Linked DNA regions of Homo sapiens: region 2 is linked to region 1. The links are chromatin loops, found by intact Hi-C in ENCODE. Cell type or tissue: heart left ventricle. All regions are shown on one strand. Each heading gives the region's core, and the rest is flanking DNA. Links, peaks and the distances in the headings are about the cores only.

The links. A loop is a pair of places that touch in the nucleus more often than their neighbours do. Peaks named below come from ENCODE experiments on the same cell type or tissue, not always from the same donor. Only the 100,000 strongest peaks of a DNase experiment are listed, where the experiment ranks them.
Region 2: it touches region 1 in a loop (2.7-fold over the local background); 8 of 110 quality-filtered maps call a loop at or near these places.

What each region holds. Positions count from the first base shown.
Region 1 is chr9:89,749,107-89,764,011 of GRCh38, forward strand. No RefSeq gene overlaps it. Among named protein-coding and RNA genes, the nearest start is that of LINC03062, 120 kb to the left of the region's middle. RefSeq lists enhancers at 1-144, 8,258-8,759, 8,760-9,259. In heart left ventricle, for the core only: no CTCF peak of the experiment used is centred there; a DNase peak (open chromatin) is centred at 7,923.
Region 2 is chr9:89,863,599-89,878,503 of GRCh38, forward strand. No RefSeq gene overlaps it. Among named protein-coding and RNA genes, the nearest start is that of MIR4290, 150 kb to the right of the region's middle. In heart left ventricle, for the core only: no CTCF peak of the experiment used is centred there; a DNase peak (open chromatin) is centred at 8,643; H3K27ac peaks cover 1,562 bases.

The DNA of each region.
Region 1 (14,905 bases), core at 6,527-9,026:
ACTGGGGAGGTCAGGAGGGACTCTGGAAAGCTCCTTCAAACAGGGAGTCATTAAAAGTCCCTGCCCAACTATGTGGCTGATGGTTTTCCTGAGGCTGGGTAGGAAGGAGCAATGGGTGACCTGGGGCCCAGCATGGGGCAGCAGGACCTGGGGACCCCTGCCTTGCAGAGGCCCACACTCATGACTGGCACCGAGCCATAGCAGCACATCTCTCCCAGTGTGTGCACGTGCACACACACACAAACACATGCACACAACCACAGGCATGCACACACACACACAAAACCACAGTCACGCACACACACAAACACACAAACACATACACACAAAACCACAGGCATGCACACACACACAAACCAGGTCCATTTGACACACACATGTCACACACACAAACCACAGTCATGCACACGCACACACATAAACACAGACACACATACACAAATACACAAACACACACACAAAACCATAGGCATGCACACACACACACAAAACCACATGCATGCACACACACACACAAAACCACAGGCATGCACACACACACACAAAACCACAGGCATGCACACACACAAAACCACAGGCATGCACACACACAAAACCACAGGCATGCACGCACACACACACACACACACAACCACAGACAGGCACACATGTGCTCATCCTGAGACTGGAAAGGGTGCTGGGCAATCCACATAAATGTCCCCTTGAATCTTCTGGTGGCCCCATGGGCAGGCTCCAGAAGCTCCATCTTACAGGTGAACAGATTGGCTACACTTTAGAGGAAAATGAAGCTCGGTGAGGTTGCACAACCTGAGGTCACACAGTGAGGATGGCATCCAGGACTCCAAACCAGGTGATCAGGCTTCAAAGCCTGCATCCTCCCCATGATCCTGCCCCTGGCCCAGGGGACTGCTAAACCCAGTGTGCTGAGGACAAGGAGGACATGGGCTTAGATGAGCCTGGCCTGGACAAAGCTGTGTGGTACAGAGTGACCTGCACAGCTCATGGCCCCATCTGAGCACCAGAGTCCCATGGGATACTGAGCCACAAGACTGAGCCTACCCAGACCAGCTCTGGGAAAGAGCCTTCCCGTCACCCGTCTTGTGGCCATCTGCTTAGGCAGGGTGGCTGGACCTCAATTCCCAGGCAGCTGTGTCAAGCGAGGGGGGGGGGGTCCCTGAAAGAAGCGTGGGCCCCAGATGTGCTTTATGGAGTGGGGAGATGTAGGTTGTACAACACTTCATTACTGCCCGCAGCTGGGAAACAGCTGCCGCTCTCAGCTGGCCGGGCTGCCTGGCCCCTGGGCCACAATAGGATTGTGTGTGGGAGCTGGCAGCAGAGAGTCATTAAAGAAGCCAGCTAGGCTCTGGGAGGAGGGATTATGCTGATGCCGCAGTCCCAGAAGCTGGCCTCTGCCAGGGGAGCTGGTAATTGCGGACCAGCCACCTGGACTCTCTAGGACTCTGTTCTCCTCTTCAGAGAGAGTTGTACTCAGCTCTTGGGGTGGTTGTGAGGACTGAGGATGCAACAAATTTCCATCACACTTCAGCACAGCTCTTAGGAACTAGTGGGGTAAACCAGAGATTATCAAAGCTACTGGCTGAAATTTGCCTGAATTTCACAATGTTGCTCACCAGTAGGAATTGCTGGGGTGCGGGGAGGAAGTTCCAGGCCTGTCAATGTCAAAAACAGATCTTTCCAAGGATGCCGTCTCTCTGCTGCCTCCCTTCTGTGACAAGAGCTGTCGGTAACTGTGTTGGTGGTGAGCTACCTGGAAACTTAGTGTGAGAAACTACTAGTGGGTCCTGTGGGTCAGGAATTTGGAGACTGCATGGTGGGGACGGCTCCTCTCTGCTCTACCATGTCTGAGGCCCAAGCTGGGACATCTGACTGGTGATAATTCATTCTTACATCTTGACAGGTTTGTGGGTTGTCAACTGGGTCCTCAGTTCCTCTCCGGATGGCTAGTTGGACTTTCTCACAGCATGGTGGCTGGGTTCCCAGGATGAGTCCTCAAAGAGCCCAAAGGAAGCTACATGCTATTTATGACCTCACCTTGGCCACCCCACAGCATCCTCGCTGCCAGGCTCTCTTCATGCATATATACTACCCAGATTTAAGGGTGAGGACAAAAACCCCCTAGGGGGAGGAGTGTTGATCACATTGTGAGGGGAGCATGTGGTATAAGATATGCACATATACCCAGACATACACACACAGCTGTGGCCGTCTCTGAAAAACAGCAGCCTGCCCAGTGTTCCTGTGAGTTTTTATAGAGAGACAGAGCTTTGTCTAGGGTTTCAATCTTACAATACTCTTACTAAAGATCCTTCTGAAATGCAGTCACAAGCTGGGAGAATCCAAGAGAGCAGAGACCCCTTAGGAAAGAGCATCTCCTGGGATCTGGCCTCAGGAACTTACAAACAAGTTGGAGAAAGACCATGTAAACATAAACAAATATGCCGAAACACCCGCATAACATTTTGAGACAAAGAGAATTGCACTAATGTAAGATGAACTCAATTATGAAATTGTACAGTGCCTGGAGCTCTGCCCTGAGTGGCCCCACCAGGATCCATGGGAGAAGATTTGTCCTTGACTGAAAAGCCGGGACAACCAGCTATTTCTCCAGAGTTGCTCTGATTAGTCTGTTACCACTGAGTTTTTAAATGTATCCACACTGTATATACGATTTAAAGTAATGAGTTATTTCTTCTGTAATTAAAAAAAATAACATAAAAGTTAAATAACATAAAAGTTAAAAAAAACAACTCTTTCTTTCTTTTTTTTTTTTGGATAGGGGTTTTTACTCCTGTTGCCCAGGCTGGAGTGCAATGGCATGATCTCGGCTCACCACAACCTCCACCTCCCGGGTTCAAGCGATTCTCCTGCCTCAGCCTCCTGAGTAGCTGGGATTACAGGCGTAGACCACCATGCCTGGCTAATTTTGTATTTTTAGTAGAGATAGGGTTTCTCTATGTTGGTCAGGCTAGTTGTGAACTCCCAACGTCAGGTGATCCACCCGCCTCCGCTCCTTTTTTTTTTAATTGAAGAAGTCAACATTCCTTCTTATCTCCACCAGGCTGACCCTGGTGGCAACCGCAGTTAATAGCTTCATGTGAATTGTTTGTTTGTTTTCAAAACCTAGATTTTAATCTTTTAAATTCTTTTAAAAATATTGCCACCATCAAGGCGGGGCACCAGTCACATGGGCATGGAGGCAGTCTAGGCGCTGAGGGGGCTGGGCCACGTGTCCCCCTTTTTGGGTAGAGGGGTGAGGGTGGGGAAGGAATATGTGGGCTGGTGACCCAGAGAAGGGGCCTGGGACCAGGGCAGGGGCATTGGGAGCCAGCTTGGAAGTGTGTAAGCTGCCTAATAAAAGTGACAGAGAACCATTTCCCACTGCTCTTTGATGTTTTTGTTTTTTTAAATTTTTTTAATTAATTTTTTTTTATTATAAAAGAAAACTTTTTTTTGGCCTCCCAGGTAGCTGGGATTAAGGTGCCTGCCACCATGCCTGGCTAATTTTTGTATTTTTTAGTAGAGACGGGGTTTCACCATGTTGGCCAGGCTGGTCTCGAACTCCTGACCTCTGATGATCTGCCCGCCGCGGCCTCCCAAAGTGCTGGGATTACAGGCGTGAGCCACTGCGACCAGTCTTGATGTTTGAAATGATATTTGAAATGATACTCATAGCTGTTCCAGCACTGGCCCACAGAATTTTTGCATAATTATGTTTTTCTTGTTGTTTGTAATACTGTTTCTACTCTCTGATCATTCCTGGATATTTCTCCAGGTGACAACGCGGGAATCATTGCATTTTAGGGGAACTCTTTTTATTGAAATATCTCTTCCATATAGAAAAGGGCACACACCAGGATTGAACAACATGATGAATTTTCCCAAGGTGAACCCAAATGTGTTGTCAGCCTGAGAAAGGACAATATCAGCCCCCAGAGGCTCCCTCTGAGTGCCAACCACCCTCCAAGCCTGGTCACCATCCTTATCTCTGAAACCATAGCTGACTTTCATCTATCTTAGAAGGTATATCATTGCAACATGCAGGGTGCGTTTGTTTGAGTCTGGCTCCTACAGCACAGCATCACGTCTGCGATAATCAAAGGTTGCATTCTTTTGGACACCTGCGTTGCAACCCCTGGATTGTTGAGCCCCTCATTTATTTAGAGAAGCCATTAGGATTATAATTAGTGATGTGTTTTTTTTTTTTCTGCCAAAATTTATAGCTGCCCTGGGACTTCCTTCACAGGCAGTAGAGAAAGTGGATGGGAACAGTCCGGGCAATTATGAAGCTGGAACAATTGTAGGCTTGGATATCCCCAGAGACTTGGGTAGGATTCCTGTTGGCTTTGTGACTCTATGGCTTCTCATCTGTGGGAACATCGACAGTGGTACCAGCATGCGTTGGGGGCTGTCTAGGGTAGGCTGCGTGCAGGACACCTTATGTGTAGGGTCCACTGGGTCTCTACTACCACACAGGGGAATGCAGTTACTATCCCCACGACACAGATGAGTTAACTGAGGTATGCTCACAGAGCTGGTAAGGGCAGGGAACTGAAACCTGGACCCAGAGTGTCTGGCTTCAGAAGCCAGGCATCCATGCTCTGGGCCATGTTGTCTTCTTGAGCAGAATGGGGGCATCCAGGGTCCTTTCAGGCATATCCTTCTTCAGACACAGCCTGTGGTCCCTCTGCAGGGCCCTGGAGTAGGTCACTGTGTTCAGTTTCTTTTGTTTAAGCTGGGGATTTCCATAACCCCTGCTACATGTAGTCTCTAGGTTCAAGCTGTTCTGTGGGTGAGTCTGATGGCTCCTTCCAGCACATTCGTTCAGCTGGCCAGGGCTGAGGCTCCAGTGTGGGTCAACTGGGACAGCAGAGTCCAGCAGACATTTCACCAGAGTATACTTGGGAAGTCACTGTGGTCGTGGGCAGCTGGTGCCCTCCATACGGAGAACTGGAAAAACATTTATTTTAAAAGAATTGAATATACCACTTTGGAAAATCATGCCAGTATGCGAACCCATTGTTTTTTAAATGGGTCTTGTTCTCCCAGTGAATACTTGCTTGGTAACTCTTTTTTGCATTATATAATTGATTTACACATTCTCACCTTTGCCAGTGAAAGGGAAAAATCACACAGATGACAAAATGCCCAGAGCATCTGAAACCACACCCTTGTCCTGGGCTTCAGTATCCTGGGGAAGTTCTCATTTGCAAATAATAAATTGCTGTATATTTCCTCTTCCTCCCACTGCTTGCCATCACATGGAAGTAGCAGAAAAAGTCCAAGTTCTAGAGTCCACCTACACTGGCCTTGGATTCCAGCCTGCCCGCCTGCTAGTGTGTGCACCTTTGGGTAGGTGGCCAGGTTCTCCCATTGGAATGAGCCATGGCTGGTGGCCTGCCTGACTCCCCTGAAGTAATGCAGGCCCAACTGAGGATGAGCAGCATCCCATCCTCAGGGAATCCCCACCCACAGGAAAGAAGAGCACAGAGGGTGGACATAAGACTTGCAAGCGTCCTCAGTTGAAGCTGATGTGTAGGAAAAGTGGGTGCTGCTGGTGGGAGGGCAAGGGCATTGCAGAGGAGCTCTGGGCAAGGCAAGCTCAGTACAACAGGCAGGCAACCAGTTCTCCCTCTCCCCACCTCCTTCTCACCAGGCCGTTCCTGGGACTGTCAGGGAAAAGACACATGCTTGGCTCTGAGTGTTGGGTATTTAAGTTCTGAAGTTCGGAGTATTTAAGTGCTTCCAGTGGACAGTCACTAACAGAGGCTGAAGGCCCAGGGGCAGGCCACCCTGTCCTGTAGATGCCCAGAGCTGTCTCTTCTAAAGCTCAGGATCTAGGCCACATCCACGAGCAACTCAAGCCAGGAACCAGGTGTCACCCTGACTTCTTGCCCCTGGGTCCTGGCACCCCTGCATTTTGGGAGTCTCCAGATGCCACACCTATCTCACTGATGCTCCTCCTCAGTGAAGCACAAGACAGCTTGCTAACTGTTGTGTTCACAACCATTTTGCATGACACCAACCTGGTTCCTCCCTAGCCCTTCTCAACATCAGTGTGATGGTGTCACCCACCCTTAGGAGCCCCCATACCTCTGCTGCAATGTGTGTCAGTCTTGATGTTGGCATGGCACCTTAGTTCCTTTATTCTGTTAACATTTTATTATAAACACTTTACAACATGCAGAAAAGCTGACATAATTGTACAGTGAAGAATTGTGTTCACAGTGTAGGTGGACATCCTCCTGACAACTGGATCCCATGATTAACCTTTTACTATCTTTGCTCTACCACATGTCTCCATCTCTCTGCCCTATCACCATGTCCATCTCATTTTTTTAATGCATTGCATGGAAGTTTCAGACATCAGTACATGCCACCCTAACACTTTAGCATGAATGTTATTGACTAGATTTCAGTATTTGTTAGCAGTTGTTTTTTGGGGGGAAGGGGTCAGATTTTCATTCAAAGACATGAACATATATTAACAGAACAATCTGATGTATTTAGGCAAATGCATCCGCTTCCATAATCCAAATTCTATAGAGATATAGGGCATCACCATTGCCCTAGAAAGTTCCCTTCTGCCCCTTCCCAGCCAATCCCCACCTTCAACTCCCCAAAGATAACACTGGCAGCATTTTGTCAACATAGCTTAGCTTTGCCTTTTCTGGAAATTCGTATAAACGGAATCGTAGAGTATACACGCTTCCGGTTTATTGATTCATCTGTGTGGCCGATTACATGCATCTGCAGTTGGCTCCTTTTAATTGCTGAGGAGTGTTCCAGCATACAGAGGTAGTGCTGCGCTGTTGATGGATGCCTGGATGCTTTCCAGCTGGCAATAGTGAGTAACAAAGCTGCTATGTGCCTCCTTGCACACATCTTTGGATGGATGCTTTCGTAATACACATGGGTGAAATGGCAGTGTGCACACCAGCCTCTTTGTGACATGCCCCTTGCCTACTTCTCAGCCACACAGCCCTGGCTGCGGAGAAGCCCTGAGCTGTTTCTCATATACCAGATGCTGTTTCATATGCGAGGACTGTGTGCGCCGGGTCCCCAACCTCTGACACTCTCACTCTCTTCTGGGTGTTCCCTCCTCCGTCATCTGTGTTCCTGCAACAAGTTCGATTCCAAGGTTTTCCTTTGACTCCAAGGGTTTCCTCTGATTCCAAAGGTTTCTTCTTGAAGTTATTCCAGGAAGTGCTGGCAAGTGTAGGACGTGCATGCTATATGTGATGAGCTGTCACCACTGGACACTGGGGCACAGTCCCTGGAGACCTCAAGGGCAAGCGCAGAACTGGCTTTGGTGTTGTCTTCTCTGGAGGCTAAGAAGCTGGGGAGATTACCCTCTGACTTCTGCAGTGCCTCCCATCACCAGCTTTGTTGCCCAGGCAGGCTCTCAATCAGTTCCCGAACCCACCCGGAGAGGCTGAGTGGAGTGTGCAGGGAGCATCCTCAGGCAGAGCCCGGCATTGCAGTAGGGCCTGCAGCTCTGTGGGAAAACAGAGACCCAAGGTCAGGCTAGCAGGGCACCCACAATGCAAACCACACCTTCTCCAGAAGCCTCCCCTGACCACCTTTTGCGTATTCTTTCCTCTGTGCTCTGATGTCACAGGGCACATGCATGCCTGGCGGTGCTCGCTTGTGCCAGTTGCAGTGGTCTGTTGGTGAGGTTTTCCCTCTCAGCTGCAAACTCCTCAGGGAGTCTCTCCATCTCTGCACCCCCAGGACTCGAAACAGCCCTTGAATGCATCAATTCACTTGTACCCTTACCACACTATCTATTCTGTCCCAGGAGTCACCTTCTACAGTGTCCTGTCACAAAGGTTTGGCTGGGACTGCTGGCAAAAGCCACTGGCTTGCTGCCTGTCCCTCCCTGGCAAGCCAGGCCTGTGTGCTGTGTGTGTAACCTTTGACAAAGTTTGTGGTCTAAAGGTTATGCTGACTGGGCTGGAGGTGAGGCGAGGACAGCGTGTGTTGGAGGTTGGTGGAGTTTTGCCAACTAGAGCAAGCTTAGTGCCACCCCCTCGCTGGGCCCTGTTCCCTGAGGAAAGAGCCTATGGTTGGCTCTTACAAGACCACAGGTCAGTCTGTGCCTTCCTGTGTGCGTCTCACCCTGGTCGGGTGGGGTAGAGTGAGCACAGAACTAGGCACATGGTTCCAGGCCGCTTCACTGCTTCCTTAAGGTTGAGAATGTCCCCCAGGTCTCTTGTGCCTGGGATTAGTGGAAGCAGGTCCTGCTGGGACTGCAGCTGGGTGCCCTGGTCACCAATCCAGCTTCAGGAACTGAGCTGGATACCTGACACCTTAAGTGGGGTCATTTGCCCTATGGACCCACATCTGGGCACAGGGCCATTTCGTTCTCAACTCTTTTGTCAGGAAATCTTTTCGTGTTCTACTCACTTGGTGATTTTGTCCATTCAACACAGGTTTTTGGAGTCCCTGGCAGGGGCTTGGCAGATGCTGTGATGTATTGGTCCAGGGAATCGGCTTCCACCCGCAGCCCCAAAGCTCTTTCTTTCTGGCATCCCCATCCATGAGGGCTGGCTGTAGGTCAAGGTGGGGTGCTGCACCCTACACCATCACTCAGAGATCCACGGCCCTTCCATCACGTGGCCCTGCCATCCTCCTGGGCCCTGGGTTTCTCAGTTGGATTCTGTGAATCCAGGAGGTGAATGAGGAGAAAAACAGCATGGAGGATCCCATGGGAGGCTTCAGGGCCAAGCCTGAGTAAGATGCGCGTCACTTCTGCTCACAATCAATTTCCCAGAGCTTTCTCAGGACCCCCTCCCCACCCCAGCCACCCACGAGGCTGGGAAATGTGGTCTCCAGGGCTGGAGGGACACGTGACATCATCCTGGCCACACGTGGGGAAGGTTAGACCCGCCTCTCGGCCATAGGTGGCTGATGATCTAGTGAGCAGGATGCGTCCACACCCTTGCTGGTGACACTGCCTATGGAGGGGTATGGGCCCTGACAACAACAGCCTCATTTTCCAGTTCCTAGGTCAAGAGACAACTGTTTCCAATGTAAACATTCTTAAATAATTCTAAAATTAATTCTCACTTGGTTATACATGTAAGGTATTTTCTCCCAAGTGGTGCTGCACAGCAACAGTCATACCTGGAGAGCTTCCTGGGGAGTGGCTGGCAGAGTTGCTGTGTGGTGGGGTTGGGCTGGGACACTTGAGCTGAGCAGCCAGCCAGGGCTCTGTGCCGTGTCCCCTGCGTTTCCACAGGAAGGACTGTAGGAGTGTGGGCTTGCCAAGGTTACGAGGTGATAGGACATTTTCACAATGGAGCTCTTTCTTATATGCAATGTCCCTAGTGCAGCTTTCAAAAAATAGGATGAAAACTCATTTTTTTTTTTTTTCTGAGGCCGAGTTTCACTCTTGTTGCCCAGGCTGGAGTGCAATGGCGCCATCTTGGCTCACTGCAATCTCTGCCTCCCAGGTTCAAGTGATTCTCCTGTCTCAGCCTCCCGAGTAGCTGAGATTACAGGCATGCACCACCACGCCCGGCTAATTTTATATTTTTAGTAGAGACGGGGTTTCTCCATGTTGGTCAGGCTGGTCTCAAACTCCCGAACTCAGGTGATCTGCCCACCTCAGCCTCCCAAAGTGCTGGGATTACAGGAATGAGCCACCACCACGCCCGGCTAAAACTCATTTTTAGTGAAAAAATAATATTGCATCAAGTCAGGACTACTCTCATTGGAAGTCTAGGACTTCAGGTCTCCATATGACCAGGGAAGGGGAAGAGGAGATAGGGCCCTTTCCTGGGAGAGGGTTTAGCTCAGGAAGTCTGTGTCAGATCTGAGGAAAGGCTTGCGGGGATGAGGAAGAGCAGCAGGCATGGGTTGTGCAGACCCAACAGGTTACTAAGAATGGAAGCAAATTCTCATCAGGCCATGAGGGCAAGGGCAGAAACCGAAGCGTCTTCTGTCGTCACCACGTCTCCCAGGGAGGATGAGTTCTGGCTGCTTTGATACCGACAGCATTTAGGAATCAGAGATTCTTTTATGCTTTACAGAAGGTCTAGGGAAGTTTTTATTAACTGAAAATCAGTAATTTATCCAGCATGGTAGATAATAAAAAATATGGGCAGAATAAAGTGCAATAGTAGCACAAAAACATTTTTTTGAATCAATAAAATGTTAATAATTGCAAATAAGCTATTTTGCTTCATAATCAATGGAAAATACTGAGAAATGTTAGAAATATTCATTTATTAGCTATCGCAAATCTACAGGATTTTATTTCATTTGGAAGATATTCATACCTGTTACCCAGAAGTACAAAGGACCCTTTGGGATGCTTTGTGGCCTCAAGATCTTTTCTGTAACTCATTGGCCTTGAAATCTGTCCTAAGATCATGCACACTCTTTGCAAGATCCTGGTCAGTTTTCGTTTGGGGCTGATGTCTGCCATTAGTTAAAAATCCAACTCTTGATTCTCTACCCTCAAAGCCTTCCCTTGGGTAGCAGCACAGAGGGCTTTGCTTGAGTGACAGTTCCTGTTGTTTTCCTGTTCAACAGTTCCTCCATTCCCTCGTGTACCCAAGTAACCAATGATGGTTTAGCAGCGAATGAGCAAAACACAAACCAAGCAAGACAAAATACCGTCCTGTTGACACAGTGGCGCTGTAATTATTATTTATCCTTCCTGCGCCCCCAGGCTATGATGACGCTGGAAGAGGGACCAGGAGCTGTGTCTCAGATTACCATTGCTCCAGGAGCCGGTCGCTGAAATGACAGACAGGACGGACATAGCAGAACAGTGGTGGACAACCATTGACAGAGAATCATAAGTAGTTCCATTGCCATAGAGTCCCTCAGGAAATAAAGTCTTATCTATGCCTGAATGCACGAGGCTATATAGATATCCAGCTGTTTCATGATGAATTCAAAGAGCCAACATATTTCTGGAGAAATGGCTCTCCAGCTGGAGATGGCCGAGCAAGTCTCTGGGAGCAGTGGCGTCTGAGGTTGGGGAAGCTCACCATGGGGGTCTGTCATGGGTTCGAGAGTGGGGAGCACATGCCTGAATGACTTGGGGCAGTGGATTGGGAGGGGGTACTATTGACAAGGTAATGATGACCATGCTTTACTGGTCACTTTTATCACTGAGGCAGTAACAACAAGGCTCTGAGGCTGCTGGGTCATCTGGAGTTGGGTAATAGTGCAACATGTATTGATTTTGGATTAGCCAGGATTCAGGTTAAGGAGTGTTTTGTTTCTTCCCCAAAGCAGCTTTCTCTATGCTTACAAAACAAAAATAACATGAAACTCCCAGTTCTGCAGCTTCGTCGGATGCTGTCTCACTGCGCTTTAGGGGTGCACCTGGCCTGTCTCCTGCCAGCCTCACCTCCATCAGCATTCCCACCCGCGGGTGTCCATAGGCCCCATTCCTGCTCCTGCCCTGGTGTCCCTAAGCAGCAGACCTTTCAGGTCCCAGGATCCCCTGCTTGCCTCTGACCTAATGTAGAAATTCTGGCTGAAATGGAGGGTATGGGGAGTGCCTTTTCCACTACACTTGTCTGTTTTGTTACCTGGTCCCCAGAGCTGCCAGACATTTTCATGGAGAATGTTGCTGTTGCTGTTGCTCTGGAGCCCTGCTCATCCTCCCTGCAGAAGTCGGGAGCTGTAGCCTCTTTTTGACATCTCTCTCCTCCAGGTACTTGCTACAAAATCCCTTCTCCTTTCCGCCAGGCAATAAACAAAACCAAACCCTACTCAGGGACACCCGCTCACTCCTTCCTTCATCGGCCAGAGTGGAAATCCCAGTTTGGTTTCAGCTGAGACCTGTTACAAATATATGCATAACTCTTCATAAATGACCACGTATTGCACATTTATCTCAGTCTGTCATCATGATAACTCGATACGAATGTTTTTATTTTTGTTCTAAACCCTCCTACTTTCTAACATAGCTGAGAATTCGAAGGTGCGGGGAAGACAAGCTCAGGATCACACATCCATGGTCTTATCGAGCAGGGGTGGTCTGCATACATTTCACGAACTTTTTCCTTTCTAATTTTTATAAATTGACCACGAACAGTTCTTTAAATAAGTCTTATATGAAGAAAATATCGATTTCATGGACAAGGCAGTCTTTTTTTTTTTTTTTTTTTTTTTTTGAGATGGAGTTTGGCTCTTGTCGCCCAGGCTGGAGTGCAATGGCGCAGGTCTTGGCTCACCGCAATCTCTGCCTCCTGGGTTCAAGCGATTCTCCTGCCTCAGCTTCCCGAGTAGCTGGGATTACAGGCATGCACCACCACGCCCGGCTAATTTTGTATTTTTAGTAGAGACGGGGTTTCTCCATGTTGGTCAAGCTGGTCTCAAACTCCTGACCTCAGGGGATCCACCCGCCTCAGCCTCCCAAAGTGCTGGGATTATAGGAGTAAGCCACCATGCCCGGCCAGGACAAGGCAGTCTTATGTAAAGAGTATGCCTGCTTTGTGGAGGCATTTTTGTTCCTGTCCCTTTTGCCCTTCATCATTGTCCCATAAAGGACAGAGCACTGAGCCTTCAGATTGGGCAACTTGTCAGTGCCTTTGACCAAAATCAGTACATGTTTGTATTTAGGAAGGGTGTTTTGAGGCTTATCAGAGGAATGAAGTTTGAATTTTTGAAATGGCAGAAGGCAGTTTCCATACTGGTTGACCCCATCCCTGCCCCTTACCTCTCCATTCTAGATGTAGATCAAGAGGCTGTTGAGATATTTGGACATGAGGCTGTATTTCTTCTTTCTACTGCTCCCAGAAGCTCAGATGACAATCCTCTATTTCTTAAAGTCTTATGACAGCTTGCCCGTATGACAAGGGCCAATGCCCAGGCCTTTACTTGGTGCTAAAAATCCATTTCTAACCAGGGAGGCCGATTTGTCTTTGTTTTTATCCACTCTCAACATGCACCAATAAGGTCTTAGGCCCATTCATTCACTCAACAAACACTGAGTGCCTATTGAATGCCAGGGATGTTGCAGACACTGGGGTTGCAGCTGTGTCCCTATGCAGACACATCAGTGTGCTTGTGGGTCTTAAAGTCTGTGGAAAGGATATATTAGAAGAAGCAGGCTGGGTGTGGTGGTTCACCCTTGTAATCCCAGCACTTTGGGAGGCCGAGGTGGGCGGATCACAAGGTCAGGAGATACAGACCATCCTGGCCAACATGGTGAAACTCCGCCTCTACTAAAATAAAAAAAAAAATTAGCCTGGCATGGTGGCAGGCACCTGTAGTCCCAGCTAATCAGGAGGCTGAGGCAGGGGAATCACTTGAATCTGGGAGGTGGAGGTTTCAGTGAGCCGAGATCACACCACTGCACTCCAGCCTAGGCGACAGAGCAAGACTCTGTCTCAAAAAAAAAAAAAAAAAAAGGAAGCAATAGCATCAGCAACAACTGTTCTATTTTAGTATGTATTAAGATGGACATGACCCATGAGCTGAGCCACATCCTAACAGGGACGTGATGGAGTGGGAGTCTGCTGTTGTTGACTGAATCAGCGAAGGCCTCGCTGAGGAGGGGCCATCAAAGTTGAGATGTCAATTGTGGGAGAAATCCTCTAAGCAGAAAGAACAGCAAATACACGAATCCTGTGGTGGTGAAGCAGTGGGTGCCATTGAGAACCAAAAAGTCCAGGGTGGAAGGAGGGAAGTGCCAGAAATGGTACCAGTGGAGGGTGAAGGGCAGGGGAGTGGCTCCAACATGCAGGGACTTACGGGCCATGAAAAGGAGCTTGGGTTTTAGTTAAGATAAAGAAAAAGCCATTGCTGGATTTCAGGTAGGGATGACCAGATCCTCATCCTGGGAAATGAAACCAGTGTTCTCCCAGTTCTTCAGGCCTGGAACCTAGACTCCTCCCTCTCTCTGCAGTCTTCTTATCTGCCCAACACACACACACACACACACACACACACACACACGCAGAGAAATACACCCGCATAACCATTGCTCTTCTCCAGCAGCCATTTCCCTTGAAATAGTGAAATTTCTTAATTGTTCTCTCTCCTTTCTACTCTCTGTTCCTCAATCAATTCTCCACCGGACAGCTAGTGATTGTCTTAAAATGCAAATCAGAGCCCAATATGGTGGCTCACAACTATAATCCCAGCTACCAGGGAAGCTAAATGTGGGAAGATTGCTTGAGGCCAGAAGTTAGAGACCAGCCTGGGCAACATGGTGAGACCCTGTCTGTAAAAATAAACAAACAAACAAACACACACAAATCAGATCAGGTCATCCCTACCTGAAACAGATTTGGCTATGAAAATCAAGAGATCTGATATGGATATCCTGTTATTTATTGATGCATTAAAGAAAAAAAACACCCAAAATGTAGTGGCTTAAAACAGCAAAAACTCTGGATTGGCTAGGCAGAGCTGGGCGGTTCCTCAGCTGGTCCTAATGGGCTCTCTGTGACAGGTCCTGATGGGGAGTTGCTGGTAACAGTGGATGGGACACCTGGCATGGCTTTAGACCATATCTGGTACATTTGTGGGGACAGCTGGAGGCTGAGCATGGCTGGGATGGGGGAATTAGGCCTTTCTCTGTCCATGGAGTCTCAGAGCCTCTCCACATGGCCTCTCCAGGAGGGCAGTTAGACTTCTCACCTGTCAGCTCAGGCCTCCCACAGGGCCAAGGCAGCAGCGCCAGCTTCACTCCCACATTGCTGGTCAAAGCCAGTCCCAGGTCCAGCCAGATTCAATGAGGGTGGAGCAGCACAGGACATGACATCAGCTGTCATGGGTCACTGGGGACCACCTTTGTAGGCTGGTGATGAAGTTTCTGTGCAGATGTCAGGTTGACACTTAAGCCAGGAGCAGGAGCCTGTGGAGAAGCTTGGGCGGTAGATGTTCATTTAGAGCTTGTTGGTGCATATAC
Region 2 (14,905 bases), core at 7,189-9,688, 120 kb after region 1:
AAACCCCATCTCTACTAGAAAAAAAAAATTACAAAAAATATTAGGCGGGCACGGTGGTACATGCCTGTAGTCATAGCTACTTGGGAGACTGAGGCATAAGAATCGCTTGAACTTGGAAGGCGGAGGTTGCAATGAGCCGCGTTTGCATCACTGCACCCCAGCCTGGGTGACAGATCGAGACTCTGTCTCAAAAAAAAAAAAAAAATCCTGAAGCAGCCTTCCCTTCACCCCACTGGCCTGACATGGCTCCCATCTCCCTTTGGTTCCTGGATCTCCTAGGTTCCTGGATAGAATGGCCTTGCTTTGTTCCCATTTTCTCATCTCCCTTCTCTTCTGCCCACTCCAAACTCAGCCCCGCCCCCGTCTCCCTGGAGATGATGTACCCAGTGCACATCGATAACTAAACAGGCATGTCTAGCACATGGACTCCCCGGCTCCCAGTTTCTTCACCACAAAGTTTCTCTAAGGGACTTTTGGGCCACTTCCCCAGAGCAAAACATGCAGCTGTTAAATAGTTGCCAGGCAATTAAATCATTGTGAGCAGGGGTGAATTCCTCTCCCACAAGAGAGGAATTTTACTTTTGTCGTGGGGAGTGGGAGGTATTTATCCAGGGTGGACTAGGGCATTAATTATCGCTGCTGCCAATTTGCACGGCAAGAGCTGGGCCTCATCTGCACTCCTTTTCCTCGGTTTTCCTTTCCGAGGAAGGTAGATTTGTTGGGAGAGGATGCTGCAGGCTGAACCTCACCTCAGCCAGAAGTACCTGGGCTTGCAGAGTTGCTGGACCGGAAGGCCAGGCCTAGAAGGGGGCAGGTGCTTGAGATGTGGAGCTGCTGGCAGGGAGCAGCTGGAGCTGAGGCTGGTTCCCAGTCTCCTCCTCTTCCCACATCAGTGTCCTCCCATATCAGAGGCTCAGGCGGGAAGCCTGGAGTGAGCGAGTGAGCTGTGCCACCTCCAGCCCCTCTGGCTTCTTCAGGGAAGGTCACAGGGAGTTCCTCTCCCCTCAGGACCACACACACAGAGGGGTAAGGGAAGGGGGATTGGCCAGAAAATCCAGAAAAGACAAAGGATTCCAAAAGCTGAATTTGAAGAAATAAATTTTGCAAAATATGGCCTGCTAGCATTCATTGCCACTTCTAGTGGCGCTAGGAATTGTTTCTTTCTGACAAGGCCAAAACACACTAGGACAGAAATTCTCAACCACAGAGGGAGTGGCAGCTGTGCTCCCAGGAGACATTTGGTGATGTCTGGAGACACTTTGTGTAGTCACAACTGGGAGGAGGAGTAGAGCCCAGGCAAGCTGCCGATGCCCTGCAGCAGCAATTATCTGGTCCTAAATGCCCATGGTGCCAAGGTTGAGAAATCGTATCCCAGAGCAACTGAGGGCTGGTCTTACATTGTGGACAGGGCGACTTTCCACATGGCTAGGCCTCAAGCCAAAGGATCTAAGGAGGAGAACTCCTGGCATCCCACTCAGGGAGGGGGCAGGCATTTGTCTTGGTCATAGCTCCCTCCCTTCCTCTTGCAACTCCTGATGCCCTCAGAGACTGGACCCCAAACCCCAAACCCAGAGAATGCCACACACACACTGGGTGTGTGGGTCTACACCAGGTCAGCATGAGGGGACTTCTGCTCTTGTCTAACACAGTTAAGGGAGACCTCATGGTCAGTCCAGTGGGAGCCTGGAAATAACATCTACATTAGGAGGACACTGGAGCAGGGCATCAGGGTACCCACTGGGTAGCAGAACCTCAGAACTCAGTGCCCTGAGACTGATTTTCGTGGGTCAGGGATTAGGGCAGGGCATGGCTGGGCAATTCTTCAACTTCAGGTAGCATGGCTGAGCCAGCGTGCTGGCATTCTGCCGGAAAATGAGTGTCTGAGTATCTAAACTGTATTTATTTTCGTGTCTGGGGTGTTGATGGGGTGGTGGCAGGTGGGGATCAGCTAGGGCCATGGCTCAGAGAGCTTCAGCACAGCCTCTGGGGGTGGCCCACTTCCTGATGGTGGCTCAGGATTCCCCGAGAGGGAAGAGGACATGGCTATTTCCTAACGCCTTGGCCCAGAACCTGGCTTCATGTCTTGGCACTTTTGCCAGACTTTACTGGTCAAAGTAAACCCCGAGTCATGCAGATTAAGGGGAGGGCACGTCAACATGCCCTCGGTGGGGGCCTATGTCAAAGGACTGGTGGCTGTCTCTCATCCCTCACTCGGAAGCTCAACCCAGAGAGGATGTACAGTGTGCTAGAAACAGAGAAGCCCCCACCTGAGACAAATTGGCTTTATTCCTCCTCCCAGGGTGGCCGAGTGACATGGAGAGTGGTGCAGGCACAGGGCATTGGTGCATCAGAGGGACCCTGGTGAGGAAAACCAAGACGCGTGTAAGGAGCTCAACTCCGGCAGAGATGCTTTTCTGTGGCCAGGGTGTTTCCGTTCCATGGTTTCCTGGTAGCCTCCCCAGCCCTGCTCTTCTCCACTCCATGTGTACCCCACCTCTACCCCCCATTAACGTAAGGACTGTCTTACCTTACGGAGCAGCCAGCGAAGTCAGAGCCATCCCGCCCACTTCCAGCAATGCTGCTCCCCGGCCAAGAGGGCCTCTGCCAAGCACTGCCCGGATCAGAGCTGCGGTTCCTGAGCCTGTGGAGGATGTGGGGAAGCTGTCCAGGGCAGAACAAGCCCTGTGTGCTCCCCGCCTGCTCCTTCTGCAGTGTGGGGCATGTCATGGCCTAAAGGACTATTTAGAAAACTCATGGGGACTTTGTAATGGACCAAAAGGGAAAGCCAGTTGTGATGAAGAGGGGGCCCGAAGAGTGTATGTTGGTGTCATCATTAGTGTTGTGGTGGAAATGCAGGTGGGAAGTCCTGTGGCTTCCATATAACCCTGGCCTGTTAAGAGCACATGTACCCTAAAACTTAAAGTATAATTAAAAAAAAAGTTTTAAAAAGAAAAAGAATCCCACTGCTTTGTTTTGGCCCTATTTGTCCACTTTTTCAATATGCCATAGAAATAAAAGGAATGACAAATCAAAAAAAAAAAAAAAAGAGTGTGTGACAGCGTGGGGTGTGTTGACGATGCTGAGTGCCGGTTCTGAGAGGAGCCTGATGCCTGGCAGCTTTTCCAGGAACTGCACGCCCCTGGGGTCCTGAAGACTGCTCAGGACTTGGGACTCAGATCCGCCTGAGGCTTCTCTTCCTTCTCTGTCTTCCCCCTCCTCCTTCCCTTGCAGGCCTTGCTGAGGCTCCTAAATGAACTTTGCTGTCCATACAGACCCATGTTAGCTGTAAACATATTTCTGGTCACTTAAATTACTACTGATTTGCAGCCAATGAATAGCTGCTGGCATGGAGATCACAGGCAAAGGGAAACAGCAAAAACATAAAGATGCCTGCAGAGCTAGTGGTAGCTTGCAAAGTCATTAACAGAAACTTAGGAGATGCTAGGCCTTGCGGGGATGGCTGGATGAAAAGTGCCCTTTCAGAAAAGTTGTCATTTCAACATATGATTATGGTAAAGAATCTGCCTGTAGAAAATATTCATACATTAAGCTATTTAAAAAGGTGTTTCACATTTCTTTTCTTTCTTTTTCTTTTTTTTTTAAGACAGAGTCTCACTCTGTTTCCCAGGCTGGAGTGCAGTGGTGCAATCTCGCCTCATTGCAACCTCCACCTCCTGGGTTCAAGTGATTCTTCTGCCTCAGCCTCCCAAGTAGCTGGGATTACAGGCATGCACCACCACGCCTGGCTAATTTTTGTATTTTCAGTAGAGACAGGGTTTCACCATGTTGGCCAGGCTGGTCTCGAACTCCTGACCTCAGGTGATCCACCCGCCTCAGACTCCCAAAGTTTTGGGGTTACAGGCGTGAGCCACTGGGCCCGCCCTCACATTTCTTTTGATAATTGCATTTCAGAAAAACCTTCTCTACCAGTCATGTAATGTCCAGTACTCTCTGTGACATTTGGTCCAAAGACTTCTGATCTGCACACATAAGATTTTAAAAACTGGCCCCTTCCCCATCCCTTCTTCTCTAGCCTTGTTAAGTAGGTAGCTAGCCCAGAAATTGCGCGGTTGAAAGTATTCATTGAAAGTTAGATTATACTAAGTAAGCAGGCACATTTTTTTGAAGCAAGCTTTATAATCCTTTAGATGATTAAAAAACAGTAAATAAATTGGTTTTTCTTTGACTTCAATTTATTTTGAAGAGATAGAGAACATGGGTCATGGCACCAAATTCCCTGCTGTGTGTCCCATGGATGATCAAGAACGTTGGCCAGATACCTTTTTCTAAACAGATCCTACCCCTGCTTCTTAGGAAGGGACTGGTGGGAGCCAGCCTGGGTCACCCTGCCTGCTCCCTGCCTTGCCCTCTGGAGCCAATCCTGTACCTTTCTGTAGGTGACAGCCCAGCCCCAGAGACTCTGCTGCCTTTGTGCTGTGTTTTCTGTGAATGTAGGCATGGTCCAACGTGCACAAAAACATCAAGGCAAAGGAGAAAACAGCTCTTCAAATGCCCTTAAAGACCACACCATGTCTTGGTGATTTTGCATTCAGGCCCTAGCCCACTTTGTTTGTTTCACAACTGGAACCTCAGTGACAAATGGCTGAGGCTTGGCAGAAAACTGTGTCCAGGGATGCTCCGGCCTCTTTCCTGTACCTGTGTCCTTATGGCACATGCTGTATGTACTCGACTATTTGCTCTCACAGTGGAAAGTACACCAGAGGCTGCTAATGTATTTACTTAAGGGAGACCAAAGAAATGGTGCTGAGAACATCTCACATGTTATGTGATTGTGTGTGCTTGGTGTGTCTATCTCCTTGGGATATATGTTCTATGGAAAGGAAATCAGTGCACGGGGCCCTTAGGAAATGCAGGGGGAGGTGAACAGCAATGCGTGCATCCCCGCCCGCACAGTGGGCATGGGTGCTCTTGCGGCTGTAGAACTTGCTCAGTGAGGACCCCCGTACCCACTCACCTGGGCACATGCTTCTGAAAGTCCCCAGTGCAGCGCTGTGTGGGTGCTCAACGTGAGTCTCTACCACCTGGCTCAGAGTCGCCCTGAAAAGCTGTGCACAACCAGGGAAATACAACGGAAAACAATAAGCTATCTTTCCTTGGAAGAACGGCTGAGGGGCTGGGCCACCTTTTAATTACCTTTTCCCTGTGAATGGTCCTCCGCTACAAGTTACCGTGGCCAAAAAGAGGGCCCCTTAGTGGACTCATGGGGCCTGGAAGATGAACGCTGGGCTGATGTTGAGGGATTAAGCATTGATTCCTTAAGGCCTCAGGCAGCTGCAAGCCTGGAGATGGCCTTTCATTACCAGGCAGAGGGCCTAGCATTCAGTTGAATGCATTCACACAAGGTTCTGTTTGTGACTACACCAACCATGTGGGGCTTACAGAAGATGGTGAACGGATGAGAGAGATGTGGGAAGGTGGTGGTTCTGAGCCCTTACCACACATTAATTTGAACCTCTGGGCTGTGGCCTGGATGTCACTTTGTTTAAATTTTCAGGGTGATTTCCAAGTGTCTCCAGACTTGAAGACCACTGCCTGGTAGCTTCTAGTGGATGGAGATGATGTGCATAAGCCCTTCTGGTCGAAGACCCCCAGGCCAGATCTTTGGAGGGCCCTTCTTGGTCTTCTTGGAACCAGGTAAATCTACTTCTGATTGGCAACTAAGAACACCCAAGAGGTGATGATGTGCCAGGGTGGTTTGTGCATATGTTAAGTTGAGTTCTTTCTCATGTCTTTTCTCATTAAAGATATAACACGACACAATATAATACAATGCAACACAATAAATTATAGCACAATGCAATGCAGTATGACACAATACAACACAATGCAGTACAATATGGCACAGCCCAGCACAACAGAACAGAACACAGCACACTGTAACACAAACACAACACACTGCAACACAACACACTGCAACACAGAAGCCAGGCCTTTGCACTTTTTGGTTTCCCTGGGGTTTGTCTTACTGAGCCCAAGAGCAGCCCTGTTCTAAGCTTTATCTGCACAATTCTAAACTCCCTGAGGAGGTATGTGGGTTCACCCTGAGGGAGCAGGGCAGAATAGAGAGACAACACCTCTGGCTGGGGGTGGATTGGGGATAACCAAGGGGGCAGGGAGAGAGCCCAGGATGGAAGGGTTACCTTTAGTGTCTCATGGGTTACAGGGGCTTACAGTCAAGGGGTCCTGGGAGGTGGCAGGGTTTCAGAGAGTCATTGGCTCATGGGGCTTTAAGAGGTTGGACCCCAGGCTTACCAGGCTGGGCCCACAGCTGTCCCCATGCAGGCTTGGACAACAGAGGAGGATGTCTACATTGTCCACCAGAGCCGACTGACCATCCAAGTACTGCCCCTAGTGTTCCTGATTGGTTAGGACCTCAGTGACTGAGCACTCCTTGGGGCAAAGTTGTTTGGCAGTGTCCACTAAGGCTCACCAAACACCTACCACAAATGCTCCATGACCCAGCAACCCCACTTCTTGAAATATACTCAAGGGAAATGAGTGCATATATCTGCCAAAAATATGCACAAAGATGCTGCAGCATAAACAAATTGTGGCTTATATCATGGGTAGCGACTGTCTGGGACCAGCATCACATGGGCAGTAAAAATAATTTACCAAGACAGTTGTAGGTAGAGAAAGGCTGATTTATTAGAGAAAATGGGAACATACGTTGCAAGAAAAGAACGTGCAAATCAGCAAGGGAGGAGCTGACTGCAAGGAGCCAAAGGCTTGGTGGGGATTTTATAGGATGATGGATGATGCTTGTGCTGGAGAGGGCGACTGCAGTACTGACAACACCAAGGCTGCAGTGAGCTAACTTGCACTGTTCTATCAGCAGAGGTTCTGGTGATAGCTGGGCACAGGAAGATTATGAGTTATTTGCGCGGGAGGGCTGTGTGTTCTGGATCATGAAGAAAGGCAGACTTAGAGCTTAACTGCTTTTTCTTACTTTCTCCTGGTCCCACCAGCCTGATTCCTTTTCTCCAGCTAGGACTCCATAGTTTACCCATCTAATGAAATATTACTCAACTCTAAAAAGGAATGAAGCACTAACTCATACTATGACAGGGCTGAATCCTTTTGTTTTGTTTTTTTTTTTTTTTTGAGACAGAGGCTTGCTCTGTCGCCTAGGCTGGAGTGCAGTGGTGCGATCCTGGCTCACTGCCAGCTCCGCCTCCCGGGTTCACACCATTCTCCTGCCTCACCTCCCGAACAGCTGGGACTACAGGTGCCTGCCACCATGCCTGGTAATTTTTTTGTATTTTTAGTAGAGACGGGGTTTCACCGTGTTAGCCAGGATGGCCTCGATCTCCTGACCTCATGATCCGCCCACCTCAGCCTCCCGAAGTGCTGGGATTACAGGCGTGAGCCACCGCGCCCGGCCAGGGCTGAGTCTTAAAAATGTTATGCTGAGTAAAAGAAGCCAGACACAGAAGGCCACATGTTATCTGATTCCTTTCATAGAAAATATCTAGAATAGGTAAATTCAAAGAGATAGAAAGCAGATTAGTGGTTGCCTGGGGTTTGGGTGTTGGGGAAAATGGGGAGATGCTGCTTTATGGGGTTTTATTTCGGAGTGTGGAAAATGTTTTGGAATTAGATACAACTTGTGATTGCACAACATGGTGAATGTACTAAGTGACCTTGAATTGTTCACTTTAAAATGGTTGATTTTATGTTATGTGACTTTCACCTTGATAAATTTAAAAATACTTTAAAAAGAAAAATAAATGACCATAGTAGCTTTATTCATAATAGCCCCAAACTGGGAAAGACCCAAATGTCCATTGGTCACAGAATGAATTAAAAAAAAAATGTGATTTATCCACATGCTAGAATTCTATGCAGCAATGAAAACAAGTGAGCTTGGCCTCCCTTGATATACCCAATTCTGGATCAACCTCAAAACCTCAGGCTAAGCAAATGAAGCCAGACGCAGAGTGCCACACACAGAATTAAGTCAGCGTACATGAATATCAAAAGCACACCTAGCTATGGTGGCAGAAGTCAGAATAGTGGCGGTCTTCAGAGGGAATTGTCTGGGATAGTGACGTGTTCTGTATGTTGGTGTGGGGACCGTGACCTGGGTGTATACAATGTCAAGACAAATCAAACTGTATTCTAAAGATGGGTGCTCTGTGTTGGATGTAAATTATATTTCAATTAAAACAACAGTTTCACATGAAGGGAAAGACACAGTTAGAGAAAGAAAAGCACAAACCATTGTACGAGGAGTCACTGATTCCAGGCTGGCTGGACACCCACACTAGGGCTGGCTACCTGGCTGGTGGCTCCCTGTGGTCTGGCAACTCCGGAGCTGAAGCTCGGTCCCTCAGCCTCCATGGTATTCTGCCATTACCTGCTTTGTGCATCTGTTCCCCAGCAGGCCTGGGAGCCCTTGAGTGAAGGAGCCTACTAGTCTCACTCCCGGTGGGGGCCCATCCTGTGGTGTAGTAGGAGCTTTCGTAAGTGTTTTGGAAGGTCCTGTGGAGCTGGGACTCTCTCAATGTGCATGAGCTGGGAACTCAGGAGTGCCTCTGTGTGTTACAGTGACATCAGGGGTCCCAGACAGCCCTGGCAGGCATCCCCTGTGCTGCTCAGCACCTACCTGCTTGCCAACAGGAGCCCTGGGCCAACGCCTGGACCAGACTCTGAGCATTCTCATTCCAGAGGTGGCCAGCTTCCAGGCCTTGCTCAGCCAACAGCCACATCTCAGGTCCCTATCCCCCAGCCCCTGCCTATAGCAGCCCCTGTGTGCTGGGGCCTGGACCCCCAGGAAAACCCCGTGAGACCCTCAGCCCCATCCCTGTGCTTTGGGGCATGCCTCTGAACACCTGGAGCCAGGCTTCTCACACTTTCCTGAACACCAAGTCACCCCTGGACCCTGTGGAAATGCAAGTATTGACTCAGAGGGTCTGGGGCAGGCTGGAGCCTGTGGTTTTAACCAGCTCTTGGGTACTGCCATCGCTCTGGTGCAGGGACTGCACTCTGCGTAGGGAGTGTCTGGAAGGCCTGGCGAGCCATCACGTCCCTGCTAAACAATGATAAACACATACACTTATACCTGCAGGAGCAAGCCCATGCATACAGGAGCACGTGTGCACCCCCGTGCAATATTTAAAGAGCCATGAAGCAGATAGCACCATGAGAAAGACTCCCTGGGCCACAAATGTGCCGGCTCGCACCCCTGAAGTCCTGAGGAATTTTCTCATCACATGACCCGCCCCACACCCTGACTTTCTGGGTTCTCACTGCATCTGGAGGTCTGCTGGGGTCAGCTGAGGCTTCCCCTTGGTTTGGAGGCCACGTGGGAACTGTCCTGCCCAGGCCCCGGAACTTTCCAGGCAGCACCTCCTGCTCCCCTCACAGTTCCCCCAGGCTATTTTTAGGATCCTATTTTTGCCCTGTTTGAAGTTCATGCTGACTTCACCACCTAATTAGAAAGGGCAGCTCCCTGGAATTATCTGTCCCACATTCTACTCTGTGTACTGTACAGAGCAGAGGTGATCAGATGTCCCCCAGTTGGGGTCAGGTGCCCGGCGTCTGTCCCTCTTTGCCCGGGTGGAGTGTTTTGGAGCCCACCCCAGTGGCCAGGCCTGAGGCAGGACCTGGTTCTCAGTTTCTCCTGCCCGCCTGCGCTGACCCAGCCTGCCTGCACTTGCTCTGGGCATGTGGCTCCTGCAGTGGGTCCCAGACCCACCTGGCTCTATCCACAGCCCAGAGCAAGGTTGCGGGAGGCAGAAGGGGATATGGCTTGTATGGGGCCTGCTCTGGCCAGGTCAACCTGTCAACAGTGCTCTGCACTCCCCAGGGGACGGACTATCACCACAGGGCTTCCACCTGCTGGGCTGGGCTGTCTCTCCCAGCTCTTCTCACTTGGAAGGCTGGGGGCTCACGCTGGAGTCTTGGATTTCTGTCCTGATGCTGCAGGTCTGGGGGCCTGCACTTGAGAGTCTCAAAGTCTTTGGAGGGACGCCAGGCCTCCCTCTCACCACCACAAACCCTGCCAGAGTTCTCTGAGCACCATCAGGCAGTATGAGGGTAGAGGGTGGACTGTGGGCCCAGGGAAGGCTGAGTTCCCCTCTCTTATTTGTCATTTTCCATGTAATGACAGCAGGTTACTAATTCCTAGAAAGCTCAGTTTCCCAAGGTTAACCTTACCCATCTCATGGGGATGGTGTGATCATTGAATAAGTTAATGCTCATAAAGCCTCAGGCATAAAGTAGACTAGTAAAAAAGGTTATTTCTTCTCCAGCCCATCGCTGTCGGGAGGTCTGACTGTCGTGGATGTGGCATCATGGGTCGGGCTGAAGACCTGCCAGTGTGCTCTCTGGAGCCCCGTCCTGACTCCTCGGGGCAGTGCTGAGCCAAGCATGGGCCCCAAGGACCTTGTCTCTCCCAGCTCACCTGTGCCCTGGGCCACCCTTGGACAGGTCCAGCCTCCGTTTCCATCTGTGAAATGGGTTCTCTGAGTGCTGCACTCAGAGAAATGGGTTCTCTGAGCACTCAGTTCTCTGAGTGCTGCTCAGAGGCCCCTTGAGGTAGTAAATTAAGCAAGTGTCCGGAGAATTCTGGGGGACCTGGAGACCCCGCACCCTCATGAAAGCTCATGAGGTCCAATCCCCCTTTCAAGGTATGAGCACAGCTCTTTCCAAATACAAGGAGATTCTTCCCAAAGTGGGTTAACCGGGGCACCCCACTGAACTGGAAATAAACTCTACCGATTGGGCTGAAAGCTGCCCAGAGGTGCCCAGTTTGGGAGGATCTCATCCACACGGGGGACGGCTCCATTCAGCATGGCCTCCTCTGGACTTTCCATGGCCGCTGTCACCGTTTCTGTGAATATGACATTCCCAGCCTGGCACTGGGCTCCTTTCCACCCCGCTGCAAACGTCACGAGAGCCAGGACTGTGCCTCTCACAGGCACATCCCCTGCAGTCCCAGATGCTCAGCAAGCAGTTATTATGAACAGAGTGCACAAAGGACAAGTGTGGCCCAGCCCTCTGTCCACACATAGGGACACAGGCCCTAACTAGTCCTGCTTCCTTCTGCCCAGGTCTCTCAGGAACACTCTACTTCCCTCTGGGAAGCACCTGGTGGAGAGGTCTGGGCGACGGGGCTGGGTGAGCAGCAGCCCTACTGCACATCCTCCTGCTCTGGGCAGACCCTTGAGTGCCTCTTGGATGCTGAAGCAGGCTGCTTACAAAACCAGTGTTAACAAAGGCCCAGCCTGAGGAAGGTGATAGGATCTGCTCCCGCAGTGTGAGCCAGCCCAGGCTGGGCTGTGTTCAGGGCATCCAGGGAGGAGGCCTGAATTCTACAATTAAAACCTAAATGCAGGAACAATCTAAACAACCAGGCTTGGGCATGTCCTGTTTGTTGTGTAAATCCATGAGTCTGGTTTGCATGGCCAAACGCTCCCTGACAGCTGACTGCCAAGTTTCTGTTAGGGCTTAGACGTGACCTCCTTCAACCCCTGCCTTGTTTGGGTTTACTCTGGGGTTGAAGTCTGACGAACATCTAGATGGGGGCCTCCTGGAGTGGCCTGTCACTGTGTCCAGAGGGACATGGGCTTGCCAGCTCCCCGGGCGTCCATGCAGCGGCTCCCCGAGGCCTGGCCAGCTCCTCACCAGCTCCTGCTGAGTGTCTGTGCCCACGGCAACCAAGAAGTCCTGTGTGTGCCCTGCAATGCTGCTTCTTCTTAGAAACTGCAAACAGAGAGAAAAACTGCCTGGCAGCTTCCGCACTGATCTCTTTCTCTGTCCTTTTTCTCTTCACTTTAATTTTTTTTCTCCTACTCTTTTTCTGTCAGAAAGCAGTCAGCAGCCATGTGAGTTACCCCGTGAAGTTCTCCTGCCTTGGTCTGAGAGGCCCTCGGTGCGTGTTTAGGAACTGCAGCCAGCTAGCCTTCTCCTCTTTATTCAAAAGCCTGATTCCTCCTTACTGCATGGCAGACCCCCCCAGCGTGCCAGCTGTGCAGGTCCCAAGGGTGCTGAGGGCAGGAGAAGGCAGCTCTGGCAGCTCACGAGGGCATCCATGCACCGCCCCCATCTGTGGAGCTGAAGTTTAACGTATCCTCTGGGGCCCCCATCACACCTGCTTTTGATGGCAGAAGGGCAGGCACATGCTCAACTCTTATCCTAAAGCCTTCCAGCTGGCTACTTCATCATCTGCAGGAGTCCACAGGACTATGGGGGACAACAGCTCCCCAAGGCCCAGACTCCCCCTTAGTCGAGTGCGGTGGCTCATGCCTGTAAGCTGAGCTACTCAGGAGGCAGAGGTGGGAGGATCACCTGAGGCCAGGAGGGGCAACATGGAGGGAAACTGTCTCTTAAAAAAGAAAGAAGGAGGCTGGGTGCGGTGGCTCATGCCTGTAATCCCAGCACTTTGGGAGGCCGAGGCGGGCAGATCACGAGGTCAGGAGATCAAGACCATCTTGGCTAACATGGTGAAACCCCGTCTCTACTAAAAATACAAAAAAATTAGCCTGGTGTGGTGGCGGGCACCTGTGGTCCCAGCTACTCCGGAGGCTGAGGCAGGAGAATGGCGTGAACCCGGGAGGTGGAGCTTGCAGTGAGCCGAGATTGCGCCACTGCACCTCCAGCCTGGGTGACAGAATGAGACTCCGTCTCAAAAAAAAAGAAAAAAAAAGAAAGAAAGAAAGAAAAAAGTTAAAAAAAGTTTTATAAAAAAGTAAAATTTAAAAAAGACTAAATAAGTAAGTAAATAAATAAAATGGGTGAGCCCCACCCCTCCCAGCTCAGCCCTGTCCCTGGACACATGGGTTTAACTCACAAGGGCCTCCCTCTTCTTCTCGGGGTGCCTCACCCTCTGCAAGGCCCTCCACCATCTCTCTTCTCCACTCCACACCTTCTCAGCTTCTCATCCTGACTTGTCAATTGCTCCATGCCTTTTTTTTTTTTTTTTTTGTGAGACAGAGTCTTGCTCTGTCACCCAGGCTGGAGTGCAGTGGCGCGATCTCGACTCACTGCAAGCTCCGCCTCCCAGGTTCACACCATTCTCCTGCCTCAGCCTCCCGAGTAGCTGGGATTACAGGCACCTGCCACCACGCCCGGCTAATTTTTTGTATTTTTAGTAAAGACAGGGTTTCACCGTGTTAGCCAGGATCATCTCGATCTCCTGACCTCGTGATCCACCCACCTCGGCCTCCCAAAGTGCTGAGATTACAGGTGTGAGCCACTGCGCCCAGCTGCTCCATGCCATTTTTTAAAAAATTATGTTTTTCCCTTTAAAAATTGCTGCAAAGGGCTTCAGATCCACGTGCATAAGAAAGGACATAGAGCGAAGAAGGAAGGCCACCATCTGTGGTCTGGCTACATCCTGAAGTCAATCAGGCTTGTGCAGGTCCAAACTGGCTGCTTAGGACAAGCTCAGGTATCCTAAGGGCCAGAGAATCTGCTCCTTTTCCCCACGAGCATGGACGTACCCAGAAAGTGGTGCAGGATAGGTTGGCTCCAGAGGGGAGGAGGCCATCCCAGCAGGCTGAGGATGGTGTGCAGGGTCTGGAAGGTGTGACACTCCCTCATCCCCCCCGGGGATCAGCTCAGTCCCCCATCCCACCCCACTCTTGCCCTGTGCTTGTGAAGATCCTCTGCCTCATCACACAACTTTCTTTGTCCTATTTCTCCCCTTGTCAGGTGGCCAAGAACATGGTGTACAGTTCAGAGAGCCTCTCAATATGTTGCTTTAAAGTTGAAGACGGGGCCAGCCCAGGGTATCAGCAGCCTTGGCCCCTGCTCCATGCACCATTGCAGGCTGGAGCTATGGCGTTTCCCAAAAACCACCTGGACTTCTTACACATAGAAACAGGGTGACCTCCTAGATGGGTAGACATGCTGCCCTCCAGCTGAGGGTTGGGGTGATGGGATGGGCTGAACTCTGTTCCCCCAAATTCATATGTTGGCGTTGAACCCAGGACCTCAGAATGTGAGTGTATTTGGAGACAGGGCCATTAAAGAGGTAAGGTAAAATAAAGTTATTGCGGTGGGCCCTGATTCAATAGGACTGGTATCCTGGGAAGAAGAGATTAGATACACACAGAGGGATGACCATGTGAGCGTGCAGGGAGAAGACACCATCGGCAAGGCGAGGAGAGGCCTCAGAAGGAACCAGTCCTGCTGACAGCCTCGTCTTAGACGTTCAGTCTCCAGAGATGTGAGACGATACAGTTCTGCTGTTTGAGCTGCCAGATCTGTGGCACGTTATTACCACGGCCTGAGCTGACCCACACAGATGGTTCTCTCGGTCAAACTGTCTCCCCGTTTGCCTTCTGTGCATACTGGCAGGTGAGTGAATGAGCAGAAAGCTTCATTTCCTCCCCAGGCCTGAGCAGGCAGCAGCTGCTTTCCAGGGAGAAGCGCCCCACCTCGCCTCCCAACCCCACACCTGAGGCTGGCCTTGTTATATTTGCCACCAAGATTCCTCAGGGAGCACATCTCTTCATGGACTCCAGGCCCCCAGTCTCAGGACCCAACTCAGCATCCCGCCCACATTGTTGATCTGTCTATTCCTTCCTAAAGCATCAATTATTTTGGAAGGAGCCCAAGAAAATTTCCAATGAGTGTGCATGACAAGGGGATGAAGGAAAAGCACCCTCCTTCGGCCATTTCTGCAGGTCCTGGCTCTGTGCTTTGCAGAAGCGGCCTCGGAGTCCTTGCCAATAGACCTATGCCTAGTGCCCCAAGGGACAAGTGTGTGTCTCTGCCCAGAGAAGGCAGGGAGAAGGAGGAGGCTGGTTCTGCTCCAGCTTGAGGTGGACCTGGGTTTGGGACTGTCATGGGACCAGGGAGGTGACCTTGTATTCAAAAGTTATCACATCCATAACCCAAATGAACTTTCACCTTCTATTTTTCTGCTAAGTCG